2 separate regions of the Homo sapiens genome follow, and region 2 is linked to region 1. Evidence: read pairs that join two places in POLR2A ChIA-PET (ENCODE). Cell type or tissue: IMR-90. All regions are shown on one strand.

Region 1 (8,000 bases):
ACCTCCTTAAGAGATTATTGTCAGAAAAATAGAAAGAGTAAAACATCCATACATAATGGGTAAACTTTGTCCACATACCAGAATGTTACTAATGGCTTTCTAACCTCTGAAGAATTTAAGGGAAGGAGGAAAGGTAATTTTCCCCAGGGAATCTACACGAAGAGGTAAATCTTGACAATGTATTAATACTGTAAACCCAGGGAAAAAAAGCCAGTACAATTTTTATTTAGGGTGTGGCAAATAAAACAAAGGGACACGTGAAAACATGGCTCAGTAAAGAGCTACAAGACTTGGTGCAACTGACTTATTGTGGTGAGTGAGAAAAGGAGAGAGAGAAAACTTGAATTTCAATTCTTCTCTCTGGGCTCCAATAACAAGATTTTGTATTCGGTCTATTTAGTAGTGAATGATACATTGTGTTAAGTTTGTTAACCTAGAGGCTTTCATCTTAAGCAGTACTTAAGATGTAGACCCCCTCTTATTCAAATACTGATAATCAGCATAGAACTTGGCATACAAGAGACACTTGGCTGTTGGGCATTGAGAAAATGTTGAACTGAATGAATCAATGACTTAGGCAGCCAGGAAGCACTTTGTTGTAGAGAGTTGGTTTATTACTAAGGAAGACATTAAGTATTAAATATTAGACTAATAGGTTGCTAATAGTGTTTTCTCTTTCCAATAGAAAATGTCTTCTGAGGCTGATCTGGTGTCTCACATCTGTAATCCCAGCACTTGGGGAGGCTGAGGTGGGTAGATCACCTGAGGTCAGGAGTTTGAGACCAGCCTGGCCAACATGGCGAAACCCCATCTCTAATAAAACTACACAAATTAGTCAGGTGTGGCGGTGTTCACCTGTAGGCGCCTGTAGTCCCAGCTACTCAGGAGACTGAGGCAGAAGAATCACTTGAACCCCGGGAGGTGGAGGTTGTAGTGAGCCAAGATCGTGCCACTGCACTCCAGCCTGGGCGACAAAGTGAAACTCCGTCTCAAAAAAAAACCAACCCCATCTCTACTAAAAAATACAAAAATTAGCTGGGCATGCTAGTGCACGCCTGTAGTCCCAGCTACTCGGGAGGCTGAGGCAAGAGAATCACTTGAATATAGGAGGGGGAGGTTGCAGTGAGAGTGAGACTCTCAAAAAAAAACAACAAAACAAAAAGTAACAAGAAAAAAGAAACTATATTCCAAAAATCCAAATTTCACTGGCAGTTTGTTCTGGGAGCTTCAGACACATAGAAGGTGTCAGTTAACCAGTTCTTACCTAAGAGGTACTGCTAAGAGCCTAGTCCCTAAGCAAAGGGAGCTTCAGAGAAACACAGAAGGTGCCAGTTAACCAGTTCTTACCTAAGAGGTACTGCTAAGAGCCTAGTCCCTAAGCAAAGGACATTCCTCGTAGCTCTGTCCTGTCTCCTCATCTCCAAAATACTTTACCTTCTACTTTGAAATGCCCACTATTATATTCAAAAGCCCTAGTTACTTCCAGGGAAAATTATCTATTGAGCAATGAATTTCGGTAGCTTCAGTTGGATTCCAACTCTTGAGCAAGTTTTCATCTCCCTTGCCTGAATGGCCCTGGGGAGGACTATTTAAATTGGGGCGAGTGGATGAGGATGCTAAACCTAGAGGTCTCCCAATTACCAAAGGCACCTGGGCACCAGGGACTAAAGTTTGTCTCAGGAATTTACTGAGATATGAGGCTGAGATAAAATCATTTTTTGGTACATAAGGTATCTTGAACAAAGCAGATCAGTTTAACACAAAATCAACAATCGTAATTTCCCTTTTTAAATTTCCAAATCTATGTAGCAATATCCTTTCCTTTAATTCATTCATCATCTCTATTCACTTTTTGTATTCTGTAAATCATTTGAACTTTTATAAGAATTATATTTTCCCCTTGAGGTCACAAAAAAGAAAGTATTAGAAATTTTATAACCAATTTTTAAAAAATTATATTTTAAGGTTAAATACAAACCTTCTAAAGGTTTGTCATCTGTTGATCCTAAATTATAATTATAAATTTATATATTCCTGTTGAATATAATGCATGTGTGTTACAAGATTATTAGCAATTTGAGAATTTCCCGTGCATATTGGAGATGAGCAAATGGAATAAGTGCTCATGTGTAGCGACAGGATTCTCTATTTTATTTCAATACTTAATATTGTACCAAACCAAGTAAGAGGAGCATCATGAGAAAATGTACTAAAGGACAGTCATTACCTATATTTACACCTAGAAAAGAAAACTATATTATTGATAAACTGATAAATCTATTTTATGTATTTATTTATTATTTTGCTCTGTCATCCAGGCTGGAGTGTACTGGTGCGATTTCCACTCATTGCAACCTCCTGCTCCCAGGTTCAAGCAATTCTACCTCAGCCTCCCTAGTAACTGGGACTACAGGCATGCACCACCACACCCAGCTAATTTTTATATTTATAGTAGAGACAGGGTTTCACCATGTTGGCCAGCCTGGTCTCAAACTCCTGACCTCAGGTGATATGCCCACCTCAGCCTCTCAAATGCTAGGATTACAGGTATGAGCCACCGCGCCCAGTCTGATAAATCTATATTAAAAAGAATAAATATAACCATTGCATCTTCAACAGAAATTGGAATATGGCATGTAGATTTCAAAATAAAATGAATTCTCTGGCATTGAATTACTGTACTCATGTTGAAGAAATGTCAGAACTTCATTGGATGTTATTATATTACAGTTGTTTGTTTGAGTTGTAGTTTGGGCAGAGTAAAGGAGCCAACATGTCTTAGGATTTAGAACTTGTGCACATTGCCTACAGTTGAAAGAAGAAAGCATGCTAAATTCCAGCCTCTTTGGTATGTGGTTGGGACGTAAAGTTTTACCACATCCTTCATTGTCTTAGCCTACTCAGGCTGCCATAACAAAATACCAGAGACTGGATGGCTTAAACAACAGAATCTTTTTTTCCATATCTAAGAGGCTTGGAACAGAAATTCATTTTCTCACAGTTTTGGAGCCTGGAAGTTTAAGATCAAGGTGCCAACATAGTTTATGGTGAGAATCTGTTCCTGGCTAACAGATGGCTGCCATCTCACTGTGTGTTTGTATGGTGTTTCCTTGGTGCCTGCGTGGAGAGAGAGCTCTAAGTGTCTCATCTTCTGTAAGGACACCAGCCCCAATGGGATTAGGGCCCTATCCTGTGATCTTTAGTTTTATGTACCCCCTAAAGGCTCTATGTCCAAATGCAGTCACACTGGGGTTTAGGGTTTTAATAAATGAATTTTGGGGGACACAGTTTAGTCCATAACATTCTGTCCTTGACCTGCCAAAATGTATGTCCTTCTCCCATACAAGATAAATTTATTCCATCCCAGCCGGGCATGGTGGCTCACACGTGTAATCCCAGCACTTTGGGAAGCCAAGGCAGGCGGATCAGAAGGTCAAGAGATCGAGACCATTCTGGCTAACACGGTGAAACCCCATCTCTACTAAAATAAAAAAAAAATTAGCCAGGCGTGGTGGCGGGCGCCTGTAGTCCCAGCTACTCTGGAGGCTGAGACATGAGAATGGCATAAACCCGGGAGGCAGAGCTTGCAGTGAGCCAAGATGGTGCCACTGCACTCCAGCCTGGGCGACAGAGCTAGACTCCGTCTCAAAAAAAAAAAAAAAATTATTCCATCCCAACAGCCCCCTGAAAGTCTTAACTCATTCTAGCATCAATTCTAAAGTTCAAAGTGTCATCTAAAAAATCATCTAAATCAGGTTACGGGTGAGGCTCAATGTGTGATTCATCCAGAGACAAAATTCCTTTCCAGCTTTGAACGTGTGAAACCAGAAATGTTACATGCTTCTAAGGTACAATGGTGAAACAGGCATAATAGACATTCCCATTAGAAAATGGAGAAATAGGAAAGAAGGAAGGTGTAATGTGTCCTAATCAAGTCCAAAACCTGGCAAGGCAAATTCTGTTAGGTCTTAAGAAAAACCCTCTTTGGCTTGATGCCCTGATTTCCAGGCCCAGTGGTGTCTCAGTGTCACCTCTGGCTCTGTAGTTGGCCTACTCCATCTGCCCTGCCTGAAGTCTCGGTCTTTCAGTTTGGTGGGGTCCCACCCAGGCAGCCATCTGTGAGAGACTCCCACACAGTTCTGCAGGGCATCTTTGAAACAGGTAGAGTCAGCCTTGACTACATGTTCCCACCCCCACCCTATCCCATCTGTACTCTCTGAGTCTGACATCAAAGTGGCAGCCCTGGCGGCTCCTGCCTGTAATCCCAGCACTTTGGGAGGCCAATGAGAATGGATCACTGGAGGTCAGGAGTTCCAAACTAGCCTGGCCAACATAGTGAAACCCCATCTCTACTAAAAATACAAAAATTAGCTGGGCAAGTGGTGGCAGGAGCGCTACTCGGGAGGGTACAGATTTAGAGCCTGTAATCCCAGCTACTTGGGAGTCTAAGGCAAGAGAATCCCTTGAACCTGGGAGGTGGAGATTGCAGTGAGCTGAGATCACACCATTGCCCTACAGCCTGGGTGACAGTGAGACTGCCTCAAGAAAAAACAAAAGAGTCAGCCCTAGTGATCTTGTAAGTTGCCTTTGGTGGGTCAGTCTTTCCTTTTCTTAAAGAATAGTACACATTGACAGCCAGGTAGCTCTATGATCCTGTTCTATAGAATTCAAAAAGTCGACAACCTTCCTTTGTTCCTTTCTGTTTTCTCTGCCTACGTTAGTTTAAATTGGCAGTGTCTCTGCTGGAATAATCCCATCTCTCTTCCTGGCTTCTGCTGAGATGGCTGATTAAATCCTTGGGTCACACCCATTATCTCTTTATCAAATGGTTGTTCAGGCTAGGCTCAGTGTTTCACGCCTGTAATCCCAACACTTTGGGAGACTGAGGAGGGCAGATCACTTGAGCTCAGGAGTTAGAGACCAGCCTAGGCAACATGTCAAAACCCCATCTCTATAAACAACAACAAAAAATTAGCCAGGGTGTGGTGGTGCATACATGTAGTCCCAGCTACTTAGGAGGCTGAGGTGGGAGGATTGCTTGAGCCTGAAGGCAAAGGTTGCACTGAACTGAGATTGTGCCACTGCACTCCAGCCTGGATGACATAGCCAGACCCTGTCTCAAAAAACATAAAAATAAAAATAAAACCAAGAAAAAAAAAGAAAAAGAAAACATTGTTCAACCATACCTCTTCAAGAAAAACTTTCTCAATTTTTACAATATAGATTGAGAAATCTATCCCAAATCTCCAAGTTCTGATTGTGTTTTGCTTAAAAATTCCTTCTTTATTTCGGCTCTTTCCTCTCACATTTCACTTTAAGCAGTAAGGAGGACCTAAATCACACCTTCAATACTTTGCTTAGACATCTCTTCTGGTAAATATCCAGTTTTACTGCTTATAAGTTCTTTCCAGTAAACACTACAGCGTAATTCAGCCAAGTTCTTGACACATTGTAACAAGAACAGTGATTTCTACAGTTTCCAATAACCTGTCCCTCATTTTCATCTGAGACCTCACAAGAGTTGACTTTAATGTCCATATATATATATTTTTTGTGTGTGTGTGGCGGGGGGAGTGGAGTCCTGCTCTGTATCCCAGGCTGGAGTGCAGTGGTGTGATCTTGGGTCACTGCAACCTCCACCCCCCGGGTTTAAGCGATTCTTCAGCCTCAGCCTCCCGAGTAGCTGGGACCACAGAAGCACATCACCATGCCCAGCTAATTTTTGTATTTTTAGTAGAGACAGGGTTTCGCCATATTGGCCAGGCTGGTCTCAAACTCCCGACCTCGTGATCTGTGCCCTCAGCCTCCCAAAGTGCTGAGATTACAGGCGTGAGCCACCACGCCTGGCCTAAAGTCCATATTTTAACCAGCATATTTAATATTCTATCCATGATCGTTATAAATCTAAGTTTCTATGAAAATGGAAGCTTTCTGTCCAGCTCTCTTCCTTTCTGAGCCTTTGCCAGAATTGCCTTTAATGTCCATATTTCTTTCAATAGTCCCTTCACAATTGGCTTTTTCTAGTATGAACCTCAAACTCTTCCAGCCTTTACCCATCACCAATTTCCAAAGCCACTTCCCCATGTTTAGGTATTTGTTGTTGCAGCATCCCACGCCTGGGTACCAAAACTTAGTCAGCTTGGACTGCCATAACAAAATACTACAGACTGGTGGCTTAAACGATAGACATTTATTTTCTAACAATTCTGCAGGCTGGAAATCTAAGATCCAAGTTGCCAGCATAGTCAGTTTCTGGTGAGGATCTCTTCCTGGCTTAAATTATTTCACAGACACCAGGCAGATAACCATATCCATTCTTTCCTGTATTCGTTAATAGTCAGAGCTAAAAGTGTAGGGCTCTAAATTTACACTTCAACAAATTGTTCTGTTATTAAGTATTCACCTCAAAATGACCAGACTATACTATCCTCTAAATTTTAGAAACTTGGAGCTTGGCTCTGGTCCCTAGTCTTTGTTCTGTCTCATTAATGGCTTCATCAATACTACGGTTCCAAAGACTATCTATATGCAGTAAACTTCCAATTTTACATCTCCAGCCTGACCTTTTTTCTGAAATGCAAATGTGTGTAGCCACATTTTCACTTGACATCTCCATTTAGAACTCTAATAGGTCTTTCACCCTAAACACTTCCAAGACACAGGAATAAACGTGCTCCTTAAGCCTGTTATCCCTTCCAGTTCTCCCCAGTTCAATAACTGACACTACCATTTACTCAAATCAACATTCTAAGAGTGTCACTTGCTACATTTCCTTCATCTCTACAAATCCAAAGTATCTGTGAGTCACGTCACCTACATATTCAATACATGCAATAATTCATTCTCCATACTCCTTACCATGACTTAAGGGCCCACTCAGTGACCATCTCTGGCCTCTGTTCACCTCTTCTGCTGTTCTCCTTTGCTGTTCCAGCCACGCTGGTCTCTTTTCACATCAAGCAGCTAAGCTCTGCCCATTTAAGACATTTAACTTCTTGGCCTCAATCTCTGAAATGCCTGTTTGATTTTTCTTCTGGTGAGCTCATTTTCACTCATCAGGTCCCAGCTCTGTTTCAGACAAGGCTATCTAAAATAGACCTACCTAAATGGATTAAAAATCTGAGAATATGAAATAACAAATATCAGATGACATTTTAGGAGACCCTTTATATACCTCATTTGTGTGTGTGTGTGTGTGTGTGTGTGTGTGTGTGTGTTTGGAAATGGTGATGGAGGGTGTCATTGCTAAGTGAGGAGGAAACACAAAAGCCATCTAGGAAAGGACACAGACTAGATAGGTCCAAAAGTGGTTTAAGACAGAATATATGTAAAGAGAGTTATAGAAAGAGCAATAAGTTGGGATAAAGGATTTCCAAAACATATACGGGGTTAGTAACCTCAATTTACAGGGACAAACTGCAAAACGTTAGTGAAAAGGCAAACAACATAATATAAAAGATGATTAAACGGTATTTTATATCATGTATTAAATTCATATGGCCAATACATATGAAAAACAAGAAACAAAAAACCTTCCTAGTAATTCAAAATTATGCATATTAATACAACAAAGGGATACCACTTCTTTTTTTTTTTTTTTTTTGAGACAGAGTCTTGCTCAGGTACCCAGGCTGGAGTGTAGTGGCATGATCTCAACTCACTGCAACTTCCACCCCCTGGGTTCAAGCGATTCTCCTGCCTCAGCCTCCCGAGTAGCTGGGACTACAGGCGCCTGCTACCACGCTCAGCTAACTTTTGTATTTTTATTAGAGATGGGGTTTTACCATGTTGGTTGGCCAGGATGGTCTCGGTCTCTTGACCTCGTGATCTGACGGCCTCAGCCTCCCAAAGTGCTGTGATTACAGGCGTGAACCACTGCACCTGGCCTAATTTTTGTATTATTAGTAGAGATGGGGTTTCACCATATTGGCCAGGCTGGTGTCGAACTCCTCCTGACCTCAGATGATCCACCCACTTCAGGCTCCCAAAGTGCTGGGATT
Region 2 (8,000 bases), 530 kb after region 1:
AGCCCCCGTCTTGGACTTTCGAATCTCCAGAATCATGAGCCAATAAATTTCTGTTCATTATAAATTACTCAGTCTATGGTATTCTGTTATAGCAGCCCAAAACAGACTAAAACGTTTGTTTAATAGACAGAGGCAAAATCATAAAGCAAACATGGTAAAATGTTAACATTTAGAGCATATGAGTGAAGGGTATATGGGAGTTCTTTGTACCATTTTGCAATTTTTTGTATATCTGTACTTATTCAAAATTAAAAGGTATTTTATTTTGGTTTTCAAAAAACATGGTGGCTAAAGATTGGTTTATTTTGGTGGTTAATACTGACAGTTTAAGCTCTGGATGCAGATTTTGGTTCAAATTCCCACTCTCCTCCTTTGTAGCTGTGAGAACTTGGGTTAGTAACTTAATTTCCTTCAACTTCAATATTCTCTTTTTTCCTCACAGAGTTGCTATGAGAACAAAGACACTGCCGGTACTAAGCTCAATGCCTAGGTCTCAGTAGATGCTTAATAAATGGTAGATTCTATTATTTTCTTAATTCTACCTTCACATGCACAAAACCACTAACATGTATTAAGCCCATTTTCTATGCCTGATTCTTGTGCAAAGCCTTGTTCAAAACCCACTTGCAATAACTAATAAAACAATTTGGCCAGTTAATGATTAATATGAAGATTATGCAAAAACTAGAAAAAAATTATGGAGAAATATTAGAAGGAAAAGGAAGAATTCCAACTCAGAATCACAACTAAGTAAAGATATGCCGGGATACAGACAAATAGCTGTTATAAGATGGGGGGTTCATAAAAGGTTTTGTCTTTTAAAATTTGTATTAGTGTTAAGCTCAAAAGGAGAATAGAGTGAAAATAAAGGATTCTTAGTTTTGTCACAGCCAGGCAAATCATTTACATTATTCCCTAAAGTTATCAGTCCAAGATGTCTTATTTGCCCTAAACAACCAATGAAGTGTGGGGCATTAAGAAGAAGAAAAAAAAAACTGAATAAATAAGGAAATAATTTTCCTATTCATATCCAAGCTTTTTTTAGATGTCAACACCTAAAAAATAAGTCTGGGTGTCAAACCTCAAAACAGATCATAAGGCCGGGCGTGGTGGCTCATGCCTGTAATCCGAGCACTTCGGGAAGCCGAGGCTGGCGGATCACAAGGTCAGGAGATTGAGACCATCCTGGCTAACACGGTGAAACCCCGTCTCTGCTAAAAAGTACAAAAAAATTAGCCAGGTGTGGTGGCGGGCGCCTGTAGTCCCAGCTACTTGGAAGGCTGAGGCAGAAGAATGGTGTGAACCTGGGAGGCAGAGCTTGCAGTGAGCTGAGATTGTGCCACTGCACTCCAGCCTGGATGACAGAGCGAAGACTCCATCTCAAAAAAAAAAAAAAATCACGACACTTCCCTAATTTAAAATACTGTTTTCTAGCACACTCAGAATAAAATCCAAAGTTTTTACTGCTCTACATAATGTGGCACCTCTGCGTTATCTTCAGCCTCACAGGCCATCTCCGAGCTTTTGCACTTGTTCCTTCTGCCTAGAATGCTCTTCCCCATGCAGCTTACTCCTTTATTGGACTCAAGTCTCTGCCTGAAGATCACTTCCTCAAAAAGCAGCATACCCTGACTACCTTATCTAAAATAGCCTGTGTTGCTTTATCACATTTTATTTCTCTCCACAGCACTTATCACCATTCAACTTTATGGTATACATTTTATATTTATTCGTTTGTCTTTTTACTAAAATATAACTTCTATTAGGGTTAGGACTTAGTCTTTTGCTTACTGTAATATCCCTACTACCTAGAGTACATTTGTTGAATAAATGAAAAGTGTGAACAAATACCAGAACAAAAAGGCAATCATTATCCTTGGACCCCCAGTAGCTGTATAACAGACTAGACCAGTAGCCCTGGCTGGTTCATCTAGCAAGCCCAAATACATCTTTCAAGTCTTAGCTCCAGGGTACCCTCCTTCAGGATGCTTCTCTTGCCCCATCCTAGGAAGAGACTAGTACTCTTTCCTGCCTAGGGTCGAAGTGAAAGGAATAAACTGGAACACGACAAAAGTCCAAGCAGACAGGCTAATTCATACAACTTGAGAGTTCATGGTTATCCTTAAAGGGTATATGGGACCAAGAGACAAAGTTAGTAAAGCATTATTTAAAAATTAGATGGTGTTTATAGGCCTTAGACTTGGAAATTTCTCATTTATTTTTCATTGATTACATGGATTATCTCATTTAGTCCTCCCAAGGACCCTATGAAATAGGTATTAATACCAGTGTTTGGATCTTATAGATGGAAAACCTGATGCTTAGGGCAGTTAGATAATCACCCAACAACTTACAAATAGTAAGCAGCAGAGCCAGGATTTCAATACCTATCTTCTGACTCCAGAGCCTGCCTAAGCATTAGGCATACTACCCTCTTTGTGCTACAAATCAATCAAAAAGCAATTACTGCAAGCCTAATGTGAATATGCATGCATGTTGAAAAGGAGTAGAAAATAGCCTTAAGTTGGTAGGATAGGGCTCAGTTTTATCACTCTGCTATCTTAGGAGCTAAGAAAGGGGCATTCTCTTTTTCCATATATCTTCTCCCATACTTTCCTGTCTTTCACCCTGCCCCACCCCACACCCCCATCCACATTTATACAGAAACAGAGCCTGGTATACCACTTACCGTAACAAGAAAGACTCAAGACCATCTTCCTTTTGGTTTCAAAAGGTCTCTAGTTCAGAACTATTCACAACACTCAATTCTTGCCTCTCCTAGAGGAAAAATCAATAATGTAGACGATGACCTTGTGAAATTTATAATTCATAATTTTTCTAGAGCTGGCCTAGAAAACTGGTCCCATTTCCTCTCCATTCTAGTGAGCATCCTTCAACCATAGCTTACCTCTTCCCATCTTTGCTTACACTGTTTCTCCTGCAGGAAGTACCTGCCACTGGTAGCCATCAGTTCCGACCAGCTCTAGACAAAATGTCAAGAATCTTTCTATTACTAACTGTAACTTCATAACAAAGCCCTAAGCCTCGTTTTTCGTTTGTTTTTTCTCCTTCTGCTAATTGTTTTTGTTTGTATTATCTCAACTCCTAAGATCAAAGACCCATTCGTCTACCACTACAAACCCCAAAGTGCATGTGATAAGTGTATATAATATAAAGTTATCTGTAATTCCATTTTCCAAAAAGAAATGGTTATAGGAAGATTAAACAAACCAGATTTTTCTGCAGATAGATTCAACTGCAACATAACTAATTTCTGCACTGAAGATGAAGCGAAAAATCCATTCAAGGTCCTTTTTTTCCTCGATATATATGAAAGATTATATTGCTTTGAAAAGTGCCTTGCAGTGTTTACTATCTCTAGGAACTACCGTACTAAGGTTCTCTTCTTTCAACTTTTCATTGACCATCTTTCAGTCCTCCGTCCGCCGTCAGCGGAGACCAGACCATGCTCAGTGTCCAGGAACAGGGGCTGCTCCCACTCGACTGTGGCCGTGGGTCTTGGGTCCCACCGCGCACCCATCCCACCCCTGGGCCCCGCAGGCCGCGCTTACCCTGGCAGCCGCCGGCGCCGCCCCTAGGCCTGGGGACAGCACTTCCGGTTACTCTCCGGACACTCGAATCTGGGCTTCCTGGCGGCCGCAGACTCTGCGATAGTAGATCTAAGGGCCAGGCTTCGGGAAGGAAAGAAAAGCGAACCCGGCACGGACAAGACCTAGGAGCAACTCCCTTCGTGCGCCTAGACTAGAGGAGTTGGGGCCAGGCCGCCCACAGAGCGCTTTAACAGAGCGCTTCAAGGGCCCACAAGGCCGGCTACGCAAACCCTTTCAAGCTGGCTGGGAAGAGGCCGGCGCAGCCCCACCCCCGCAAGTCACATGATCACCCCTCTCCGGCCACTAGGGCGTTCCAACCCCGGCCCCTGGGCCAATAGGAGCCGAGTCTTCGGAAAGGGGCGGGGCCCGGGGCGCCTGCGCTCTGGGAGCCCTCGGCGTTTTGGTGGGAGGGGGTCTTGCTGGCGCAGTGGAAGGCCGGCTGCGGGGGGAGGCGATCGCTGCCACCCTGTCTAAGAAGAAACGGCACCAACAGCGTTGCAGTTTATGTTACAGTTTCCCCAAGGCTGTTAACCGAGGACTCAAACCAGGAGTAGAGTCACAAAGATTAGATGCCACTGACCCTGAGAGAAACACCAGGAAAGATCTGGGAGAGATAGAGGATTCTGAAGCACAGTGGCAGCGCTGTCATCCACGAAGATGTGGCCAGCGAGATGGAAGAAATGCTTTTAAAAGTGGTGGACTTGTGTGGGTGGAGAAAACAGCAGCGAGAGAAAGTACTGTGGGAGGTTCCCCAGTCCTTGCTGATTATGTTTCTGATTTGGAATCAGCTAAGAGTAAATCACCTAGTGGTGGGGCTGGAACAGAACTCAGTTCTTTAGGTTGAACACTGGGTATTCTCCCAGCTCAATTGTTAAATTAAAAAAAACAAACCAACAAAAAACAGTTTTTAAATGTCCTCAGCTATCAAAGGGAAAAGATGAGTAGTAGGAATATGGAAAACTAAACCCTGGGCAGCCTGGCCAAGGACTTGGATTGTGAGCCAGTTGCTGAGGTTTAGTAATTGGGGAGCGCAGTCTCTGAGACACGTATTCAGTATTAACTAATCATGTTCCTACTAGTGGAATTCTTCCGCAGAGGGTCTACAGCTTATTCTACTTTCATGTTTATTTTTAATGAAACTTTCAAGGTCAAAATATTCCACTCAGGGTTGTCTTAATATTTTGAATAATAACATTTTGAGTGTGTAGCATGTATCAAACACTGTTCTAATAACTTTACACTATTGTCTCATTCAGTTGTAACAAAAATCGTGTGAGATATGTATTCTTTTAGGAGGAAACTGGTGCACAGAGAGATTAAGTAGCTTGCCCAGGATCACATATTACTGATGAAGCTGTAATGTGAACAGTCTGATGCCAGATTCTGTGCTTGCAGTCACTATACTTATGGCTACCTCAATAGTGGTGAGTGTATTGTGTAAAATTATTGGAATAAAAATTAAGCAAGTTGGATTCTGATCTCTGCACTGCATATAACAAGGTCTGAATATGTGTAGAATTGAACTGTTCAACCTTTTCTTTCAGGATACATTGGCCCAAAGTACTCTTTATTAATTGTTTTATTCAGTTAAACATTTATTGAGCACCTCCAATTAACAGGACACCATAGGCCGGGCACGGTGGCTCACGCCTGTAATGCCAGCACTTTGGAAGGCTGAGGCGGGTGGATCACCTGAGGTCGCGAGTTTGAGACCAGCCTGACCAACATGGTGAAACCCTGTCTCTACTAAAAATACAAAATTAGCCAGGCGTGGTGGCGCATGCCTGTAATCCCAGCTACTTGGGAGGCTGAGACAGGAGAATCGCTTGAACCTGGGAGGTGAAGGTTGCAGTGAGCCAAGGGCACTCCAGCCCGGGCAACAAAAGTGAAACTCCATGTCAAAAAGAAACAAAAACCAAAAAAACAGGACACTATGCTGTGTGTTAGGAATTAAAGGCCAGTGAGACTCAATACCACTCCTTTAATGGCTCACAGTCTGGTATGGAGACGGCAGGGGTTTTAGGTGGTGTGGTAGAGGTAGAAGTTGTATAAGGTCATCTGGGGGCATAGAGGTGAAGCACTTTGTAAGAACTTTGAGAAAGAGTCAGAAAAGACTCTGTAGGAGATGAGACATAAGGTGAGACTCGAAGGAATAGAAGTAAGGAGTTGGCTGAAGATGAGCCTGAAATGGAAGATGGAAAATAAGTACAGAGACATTTGAATGTGATTTCAGTTAGTGGAATTTATCTTATATGAAATGGGAAGCAATTCTTGGAATTTCAAGCTGTGGAAATAGGGCAATTATCCCCACATTTAAAATCTTTAGAAAGATTATTTTTAGTTTTAAGTATGAGGATAAAGAGTAAGAAGGAGCAGCCAGGAAATTATGAGGAAAACAAAAGTGGACTACGACAACCAAGGGAGGAGAGTTTCAGTTAAGAGGTTTTTGACCAGACACTGTGGCACATGCCTGTAGCCCCAGCTGCTTGGTAGGCATAGGTGGGGGGATCACTTGAGCCCAGGAGTTCCAGACCAAGCTTGGGCAACATACTTCTTGTGGTTCTGAAGAGGATCTGGCTTTGAGGATAGAGATGAAGGGTATGGAAAGACTATTGTGACTAGAGTTGAGCAAGTGGGAAATTGTGAACTGCAGCCCCTGGAAAGGTGCATTTCAGTATCTTGTTTCCTAGAAGCCAGTAGGTCTGAAACTTCTTTCTGAGATTATCCACTGGAAAGTAGATTGGTCCTATGGAGAGTGTATGTATCTAGGGTTGCCAAATTTAGAAAGAAAAAAGTACAGGAAACCCAGTTACATTTGAATTTTAGATAAACAATAGATTTTAAAAAAGTTTTTAGGGAATATATTTTTCCCATGGGACATACACTAAAAAAATGGTTCATTGTTTATCCGATATTTAAATGTAACTGGGCATCCTGTATTGCATCTGACAATCATATAAGTAGCCTTTGTATGGAAACATATTCTGTGGAAGCAGTTCGTTTATAAGGGGCAGCATTTGTGATAAGATGAGGCAGGGAATTGCAGTTTCCTAGGATTTCTCCTTCTGAGAGAATAAAGAGACATCACCTAAGAGGGTTAGATCATGTGAGTGACTGAACTAATGTGATAAGATCTGATTATGGGAGAGAAAGATTGAGTTATATCTTTAGTTCGGCCAAATATTTGGTAAGAATAAGGACATGGCGATTTGGGAAATAAGAAATATAAGTTTGGACTAATGTCAAGTAGAAGGATAAGAGATTGGAGATCAGGGAAAAGGAGCAGGATCAGGGGACAACATAGGTTTAGTGTATGAATCATATTGAGGTGGAAAGGTAAATTTGAGTAGAAAGTGACGTCAAATAGGTTACTTATATGATCAATTAATGTTGGTTGGATGAACATGATTAGGCAAGCAAGTCAGAGGCATGCAGGGTATGAGTTGGGGTTGGATAAAGTATGGATAGTTGATGAGTTGTAGAGGAAAGTGATCAATGGATTTGAGACTGAGGAGAGAGTTTTTTTTGGAAGGTGTAGATACATTGGAATTCCATTTGAAAACCCTTTAAATTCTTCTTAGACACCATGCAGTCTTTTTATTTTTCTAAATCATTTTCCAAAGTGATTTACACACTAAAAAGGAATACCTTAGACCATGCAATAAAGGACAGACAGATGATCTAAAGAACAGGACATAATCAAGATTTCAGTGGAAATTCCCAAGGTACTTAAGGAAACAACTGGGGTCAGAGGAAGGCTAAAGAATACTATGGCAGGTTTTGGCTATGTTAGAATTTTTCCTGCCGAAATCTAAGCTGAAAGTTTCCACGAAGGAACTCTGAAAAAGAGAAAGTCCTCTTCTGTGTCTCTACGGCAGGCATATTTGCGATTTTTGGGATCCTGATGCATGCACTGTTAATGGAGATTTACAGGAGTCAGACCCAAAATCAACGTTAGTGGCCTCAATTTTTCTTCATCTGCTGCAGCTTGTTACTGAGAGTTCTGGTGATTGTTCCGTACCTGTTACTCCAACTAGATTTTAACTTAGTACAGAAAAGGTCTTTCATCCATGTCATCTCTTCTTTTTTTCTTTGTTTTTTTTTCTTTTTGAGACGGAGTCTCGCTCTGTCGCTCAGGCTGGAGTGCAGTAGCATGATCTCGGCTCACTGCAACCTCCACCTCCCTCATTCAAGCAGTTCTCCTGCCTCAGCCTCCTAAGCAGCTGGGATTACAGGCATGCGCTACCAAGCCCAGCTAATTTTTATATTTTAGTTGAGTTGGGGTTTCACCATGTTGGCCAGGCTGGTCTGGAACTCTTGACCTCAAGAGATCCACCTGCCTTGACCTCCCAAAGTGCTGGGATTACAGGCGTGAGCCACTGTGCCTGG

What was found. Peaks named below come from ENCODE experiments on the same cell type or tissue, not always from the same donor. Only the 100,000 strongest peaks of a DNase experiment are listed, where the experiment ranks them.
Region 2: POLR2A ChIA-PET joins it to region 1 with 8 read pairs; 1 of 35 experiments calls an interaction of 5 or more read pairs at or near these places.

The regions. Positions count from the first base shown.
Region 1 is chr6:26,127,013-26,135,012 of GRCh38, forward strand. No RefSeq gene overlaps it. Among named protein-coding and RNA genes, the nearest start is that of H2AC6, 6.8 kb to the left of the region's middle. In IMR-90, no CTCF peak of the experiment used is centred here; no DNase peak of the experiment used is centred here; H3K4me3 peaks cover 558 bases; H3K27ac peaks cover 280 bases.
Region 2 is chr6:26,655,869-26,663,868 of GRCh38, forward strand. ZNF322 (zinc finger protein 322) reads right to left here and starts at 3,878. Exons shown (of 4, transcript NM_024639.5): 1 at 3,573-3,878; 2 at 2,690-2,778. RefSeq lists enhancers at 3,308-3,808, 3,529-3,578, 3,589-3,778, 3,809-4,309, 4,009-4,068 and 1 more. In IMR-90, no CTCF peak of the experiment used is centred here; a DNase peak (open chromatin) is centred at 3,903; H3K4me3 peaks cover 1,621 bases; H3K27ac peaks cover 737 bases.